Linked DNA regions of Homo sapiens: region 1 is linked to region 2. A link is a contact called in ENCODE Hi-C data. All regions are on one chromosome and are shown on one strand. The core of a region is the stretch at or near the end of the contact, and the rest is flanking DNA. Distances in the headings are between cores, read along the strand shown.

Evidence for each region. Hi-C counts contacts between places; a loop is a spot of excess contacts on that map. Pooled maps may share reads with other maps.
Region 1: a pooled map shows a loop between it and region 2 (4-fold over the local background). The contact joins the promoter of VPS72 here to the promoter of APH1A in region 2. A Hi-C loop is called at or near these places in 7 of 50 pooled maps.

The regions. Positions count from the first base shown.
Region 1 is chr1:151,188,695-151,192,165 of GRCh38, forward strand. VPS72 (vacuolar protein sorting 72 homolog) reads right to left here and starts at 1,503. Exons shown (of 6, transcript NM_005997.3): 1 at 1,311-1,503. The coding sequence starts at 1,427. RefSeq lists enhancers at 1,478-1,547, 1,588-1,647.
Region 2 is chr1:150,266,931-150,270,454 of GRCh38, forward strand. APH1A (aph-1A gamma-secretase subunit) reads right to left here and starts at 2,086. Exons shown (of 7, transcript NM_001077628.3): 1 at 1,768-2,086; 2 at 1,027-1,197; 3 at 786-859; 4 at 426-548; 5 at 145-272. The coding sequence starts at 1,880. It overlaps LOC124904414, which reads right to left. Exons shown (of 2, transcript XM_047438213.1): 2 at 2,126-2,399. The coding sequence ends at 2,126. It also overlaps a transcript of C1orf54 not described here. RefSeq lists a silencer at 1,868-2,325 and enhancers at 2,186-2,797, 2,379-2,428, 2,489-2,538.

The sequences.
Region 1 (3,471 bases), core at 253-2,752, 920 kb after region 2:
TCATCAAGCTAAGGTCTACTTTTCAAACTGTCCTCAGCTTAAACATCATCCCTCCAGGGATGCCTATCCTGATCAACAACTTTGGTTCAGATGTATTACCTTAACACTCTTACACCTTGTTTTAGTCCTTATCACACATTTTTTGTTTGTTTTTGAGACGGAGTCCTGCTCTGTCGCCCAGGCTGGAGTGCAGTGGTACGATCTCGGCTCACTGCAACCTCCTCCTCCCAGGTTCAAGCGATTCTCTGCCTCAGCCTCCTGAGTAGCTGGGACTATAGGCGCACACCACCACGCTTGGCTAATTTTTGTATTTTAATAGAGACAGGGGGTTTTACCATGTTGGCCAGGATGGTCTCGATTTCCTGACCTTGTGATCCACCCGCCTCGGCCTTCCAAAGTGCTGGGATTACAGGCGTGAGCCACTGTGCCCGGCCAAAGCCACTGTGCTCGGCCTATCACACAGTATTTTAACTGTTAACCCAGGCAGTTACCCCACTGGGGCATGGAGTATGTAAGGACAGAGCACTGTTTTTAATATTCTGTTTCCCTAGAGCCTAAAACAACCTATTACCGATGGCATGCTCTGGGTACTCAACACATTTAATAAACGGGTAGATTCAACTAATAAAAATTTAGCAAGTGGCAGCCCAGTCCGGACACCTCACACATAATGTTGAACAAAACAGACCATCTCTAACTTTATACAGTTTACAATGCAATAGAAAAGCATAAGCAAGTAAGCAAACCAAATCTAATTGCAAATTGAAATATGTTCTGTGGAAGAAATAAATGGGGACACTTGTTAGGATAGTCAAGGAAGGGTTATCTTCCTGAGAAAACATTTACACTGAGACCTGAAAGCTGAAAAAGAAGTGGGCTAAGCTCCTCTACTTTTGGAGCGGTTCCTTTCCATGTCTCAGGTGAATAATCCAGCAGTGGGCCAACGAGTATACATCGAGCAACTGTCTACTACTATGTGTGTGCCTCGTGTATGCTGGACGTCAGAAGTACAGTGAAAGATGCAACCACGCAAGTATACGGTAGGTTTCTGCCGTTCTCTGTTCTCTGGAGTGCCTCCGGAGAGCTTCTCCGTCTCAGGCCCCTTTGACCCCATCCAGAGCTCTCCCTTCTAGGACTCCACACTATCCGTTCCCCCGCCTCGCCCCCCGGCTCCGATTCACCCACCCAACTCGAGTATCAGCTCCCAGAGCTCCTCTCTATTCCCCGCCCTCTTCTTCTTTGTCCGGGGTTTCTCCCTTCAGGGCTCCTCTTTGCCTCCTCCCCTCCCTTTTCCCAGGCCCGGATCTTGCCTCTGTGAAACCCCCATAAGTCGTCTGGTAGAACTCATCTTCCTCCTCTGCCTCCAAAAGCCCAGAAAGCCGGTTCCCAGCGGTCTTCCGGGGTGCCCGGCCCCCAGCCAAACTCATACCGCCTACCGAGACTGCGCCGCCACCTGCAGCCCCTCACCAGCTCGGTTTTGGGAGCTCGACGCTCGACATCACTACCTGCGGGTGGCCACCAGCGGCGGAAGTCGGGCGTTTACAGGCAGAAGTAACAGAGTGTCGAGAGACTCCCAGTCCCACCCTCTAAACCCTCTTTACTCTTCAGCCTCTCCTACTCCTGCGCGGATGCTCTAGGCCGCTTGCTCTAGTACCCAGCGATCTCCCTTGCTCAATGAGTCCACTTGGTGGTACGAAGACCCCCATAACCCTAAGTCAACACATTTTATTTTATTTATTTTTATTTTATATATATATATGGTTTTTTTTTTCCGTAGGGACGGAGTCTCGCCTCGCTCTGTCGCCAGACTGGAGTGCAGTGGCACGATCTCGGCTCACTGCAACCTCCGTCCCCCGGGCTGAAGCGATTCTCCTGCCTCAGTCCCCCGAGTAGCTGGGATTACAGGCGCCCGCCACCATGCCCAACTAATTTTTGTATTTTTAGTAGAGACAGCTTTCACCGTGTTGGCCAGGCTGGTCTCGAACTCCTGACCTCAGGTGATCCGCCCGCTTCGGCCTCCCAAAGTGCTGGGATTACAGGCATAAGCCTGCGCCCCCAGCTCACATTTTCTTTTAGAAGAGGTCATTCTCTCCGCTCCAGTCCATTTTCTACACTGCTGCTAGTAGGAAACTTTCTAAAAACCCACGTTTTGCCACTCCTGTCCTCAAACATTTTTAATGGCTCCACATCATCTACAAGATAAAGTCAAAAATCCTTGAGGAAGGAAGCATAGTATTGTGGTTAAAAACACAGCCATAGACATTTATCCAAAGGAAAGGACATAATTCAACCTGAGGAAGCCAATTTAGGAGGAAAAAAAAAAAGGAAATCAGTATATCCAAGAGACGTCTGCACTCCATATTTATGCACCCCCATATTTATTGCAGCACTACTTAGAGTAGCCAAAATAGGAAATCAATCTCTGTGTCCAACAACAGATGAATAAAGGAAATAGGGTGTATATACACAATGGAATACTTTTCAGCCATTAAAAAGAAGAAAATCCTGTCATTTGCAGCAACATGGATGGAACTGGAGGACATGTTAACTGACTTAAGCCACGAACAGAAAGTTAAAACACTGCATGTTCTCACTCATATGTGACGCTTTTAAAAAGTTGATTTCATAGAAGTGAAAGAACAGAGGATACTGGAGGCTGGGAAGAGCAGGGGGAAGGAAGGGACAGGGAAAGATTTGTTAAAAGACACAAAATTGTGGCTCACACCTGTAATCCCAGCACTTTGGGAGGCCGAAGGGGGTGGATCATGAGGTCAGGAGTTCACGACCAGCCTGGCCAAGATGGCGAAACCCCATCTCTACTAAAAATACAAAAATTAGCTGGTCGTGGTGGTGGGCGCCTGTTATCCCAGATACTCGAGAGGCTGAGGCAGAGAATTGCTTGAACTCGGGAGGCGGAGGTTGCAGTGAGCCGAGATCGCGCCATTTGCTCTCCAGCCTGGGAAACAGAGCAAGACTCCGTCTCAGAAAAAAAAAAAAGACAAAATTGGGCCTGGCACAGTGGCTCACACCTGTAATCCCAGCACTTTGGGAGGCTGAAGCGGGCAGATCCCGAGGTCAAGAGATTGTGACCATCCTGGCCAACATGGTGAAACCCCGTATCTACTACAAATACAAAAATTAGCTGGGTGTGGTGGCGCGCACCTGTAGTCCCAGCTACTAGGGAGGCTGAGGCAGGAGAATCGCTTGAACCCGGGAGGCAGAGGTTGCAGTGAGCTGAGATTGTGCCACTGCACTCCAGCCTGGCAACAGAGCAAGACTCCATCTCAAAAGAAAAAAAAAAAAGACACAAAATTACAATTTTTTTTGAGACAGGGTCTCTATTGCCCAGGCTGGAGTGCAGCAGCAGGATCATGGCTCACTGCCTCCTTGACCTCCTGGGCTCAAGCTGTCCTCCCACCTTGGCTTCCAAAAGTGCTAGGATTACAGCTGTGAGCCACCACACTGGCCCCC
Region 2 (3,524 bases), core at 836-3,335:
GAGGTGAGAGACCTTGAAAGACTCACCTTTCCTCCTCCTCCCAGGTAAGTTAAAAATGTTAAGAAGTGAGGATACCCTTTCCCCCACATCCCACTCACCATTAAATGCTTTTCTCCCTAACTCAGGCCCCTGTCTCCAACTCACCAGTCCCGATGTCAGTAGGTGACTCCCAACCACCAGGCCCAAAGCCCAGTACCGTCTCCTCTCACAGGCATCAAAGAACACAACTCCCCAAAAGGTATGGAGCAGGATAATGGCTGCTGTCAGAAAGGCTGCAGGGAGGGAGATGGGGAGGAGATACATCCCTGATCTTCTCCCAGGCTCCTGAGATGTTGAGCCAAAGAAGTCTCTCAGGGAAGGCCAATAAATCAGATCAGGGACAAGGATGGATGGGGGGTAAAGGCTAGATAGAAGGTGGATCTTACCTGAAGTCAGGAAGTAATAGGGTGAGTCTCCATGGATCCCAACCACACCTGGCCCAAGTGCATCAGCCAAAATATTGATAACAGAGAAGACACCACTGATGATACCGAAGGAGAGACCAGAAACTGGGGGAAGGGAGGATCTCATCAATGTCAGAGATCACACTATTGCCTGTTCACCACTGACCCCTCCCCATTCCCGGTTACAATTCTTTCACATCTACTCTCCCTCCAGACCAACTTTCTTTGGAAGTGACGGATGAAGGAAAGTAAGAAGCCACTTAGAACATGTGGATATTTAGAGACTTCCCTAGAGGAGGGGGCTGTCCAACTCCCTCCTCCAGTCCCTCTCCCTTGGCTCACCATAGGCCATCTGGCGGATGGAGATGGGTGATCTTCCGTCCTCACTCAGCGATGCTAACCCCTCATCTGCCTTCCTGGGGTGGGGTGGGGTAGGGGAAACATGAGGGAGGGCAGGGATGCTCCTTTCCCTCTAATGTCCTCCCTTAGTGCCTCCTCTTCCAAACCAGCACCCAGGGGCTGCCCCACTTCCCATAGTGCAGTCCTTTGCCCCTCTCCCCTCCAGACCACTCCATCTTCTTACTTAAGCAGCTTGTAGTAGGCAAAGCGGAACACCTCCTGTAGAAGGACAGAGACAGCAGCACCAAAAATCAGGAGGCCGTACTGGAGCCGGGCATCTGACCGGTCGGTCACATGGACCAAGATGAACCAGACCACAGAGGCCAGGAGCAGGGAGACCAGCCAGAAAAATGCCCTGAGAAAAGACAGGGGCAGTGAGACAAGCAATAGTAGTGGGAGCCAGAGAAATCAAGGAGGGAAACCAGCCAAAGCTGCTTGAAAAGTGGAAGTTAGCCTTCCGGATGGTTAGGGAGACATGGACCAGGTAGGGTAACTGTCTCCACCAAGAGACTCATCTGTAGAAAAGTGAACGCACTGGAAAGGGGAGAAATCTAATTAAAGAGTCTTCAGAGCGATGACAGCCAGAGTGTGCGAGCACGGAAGGGCGAGGTATCCGTTCCTGGATCCTCCCCTAAGGCACCTGACTCGGCCTGCCTAGGTCAGCACAGCCCCCTCACGAGTCTCGGCCTTGGGCCTTCTCTGACGTCGCTGGGAGGAATATAGGAGGAATCTGTGAGATCCTTGGAAGGTGGAAACCAACTGCGGGAAAGGACAAATCTCCCAGACCCAACCCCTCACCTCCGCCCAAACTTCACCTCCGACTTATCGTCCCCAATTCAGGCTCCCAGGCTTGCCCCAGTTCCTCCAGCCCCTTCCGCACCTCTCTCTTCGACGCTCTCCCGCGTCTCCCGGGCCCTCTACTCACCCTGCGACCAGGATGATAACGCGAAGCGGGTCCCCAGCCACAGTGATCAAGAAAAGCGCGAAGGCCGGGCCGAACGCGACGAAAGTGCAGCCGAAAAACACCGCAGCCCCCATGGCTGGTCAGGTGGGAAGGGGGGTGGGGGCCTGACCAGGACAGGCAAATGGGAGGGGCGCGCCAGCTGGGGAGTCCGCGTGGGGTGGCAACGCGACCCCACGAGGGGCGCGGTGCAATGTCACCCCCAGACCCCGGGGAAGGGGAAGGGGGGGAACCGAAACCCCAAATGAAGGTCCGCGCCACTTCCTCTACGGAAGCCGAAGAGGGGACAAATCCCGGCCGCAGCCCCACGGCCACCTCCCATCTAATCCCCACCCCCGGAAGGCCAATGGAGAATCAGCGCGGGCGGAGCTGCTCGACCTGCTGGGAGTTGTAGTCGCCTTCCGAGGCCTTGACTTCGTCCTGGGAGTGGCTCGAGCCGGTTAATGGGGGTGGGCCGGGAATGGACCAGTCGAGACACCAATTCCAGGGTTCGGTTGCGCTTCCGTCGCTGTTTCCTTTCGTCACTTTGTGGGGAAAAGTGGTAGCAATCATACCTCTTCTTGAAGGGCTGCAGAGGGGGTAGATCCTGTTTGAATCTAAGGGACAAATACAAAGAGAGCACAGGATGGGGCGCAGGGAGATAGGGACGGGTATTGTTCTTACTTGAATGAGAGGAAATGGGCTAGAGCTGCTGCCTAAGAGATGAAGATTACATTAAAAAGTAGGAGCTCTTCGGACAGACTAGTATAATAAACATGGAATACAGTATATCGCTAATGAAGCCTTCATCTGTAATGACAAGAGAATCGGAGAGAAGCAAAAGGAGCCTGGAGAGAAATGTTAGGAAGGCATTTTGAAAGAGTCCGGGAGTTTAAAAGCAATTAGAGCGATGGGGTTGAAGGAAAACGACACCCCCACCCCACCCCCGCCATAAATTCCTTTTATGTCATACTTCCTCTATTTATTTTCTGAAAAATGAACCTCAGTGGTGCGTTTTCCTGAGGCTGAGAGGGGTTGTATATTAGAGTGAATGAAAGTTAAAGTAGGCTGAGCGCGGTGGCTCACCCCTGTAATCCCAGCACTTTGGGAGGCCAGGAGTTTGAGACCAGCCTGGCCAACATGGCGAAACCCCATCTCTACTAAAAATACAAAAATTAGCCAGATGTGGTGGCGCACGCCTGTAATCCCAGCTACCTGGGAGGCTGAGGGGCAAATATAGCTTGAACCCAAGAGGCAGAGGTGGCAGTGAGCTGAGATTGCGCTACTGCACTACAGCCTGGGCAACGGAGTGAGGTTCTGTCTCAAAAAAGAAAAAGAAAGTTAAGTAGGAGAGGAGGGTATTGTAATCTCATTTGGATGGGGAGAGGTTAGTCCTTAGGGAAGATGTTAGGCAAAGGAATCTGAGGATGGAAAAGAGGAAAGAAATCTGGAATATTGTTTTTGAAAGCATAATCAAAGTACCAAAAAAAACCCCACAGAAATTGTTTAAAGATAACCAAACTTCCTTTCCTTCCTGGAAGTGATTTATTATTTAATCCATATGTGCACACTCACATACATGTTTTACATGTCTTCCAGGATATTCTGGAAAGGAGCTGAGGAATAGATTGTATAGATTTACACGGAGGCTGGTCACAGTGGCTCATGCCTGTAATCCCAGCACTTTCGGAGGCCAAGGCGGCTGGATCACTTGAGGTCAGGAGTTTGAGACTAGCCTGGCC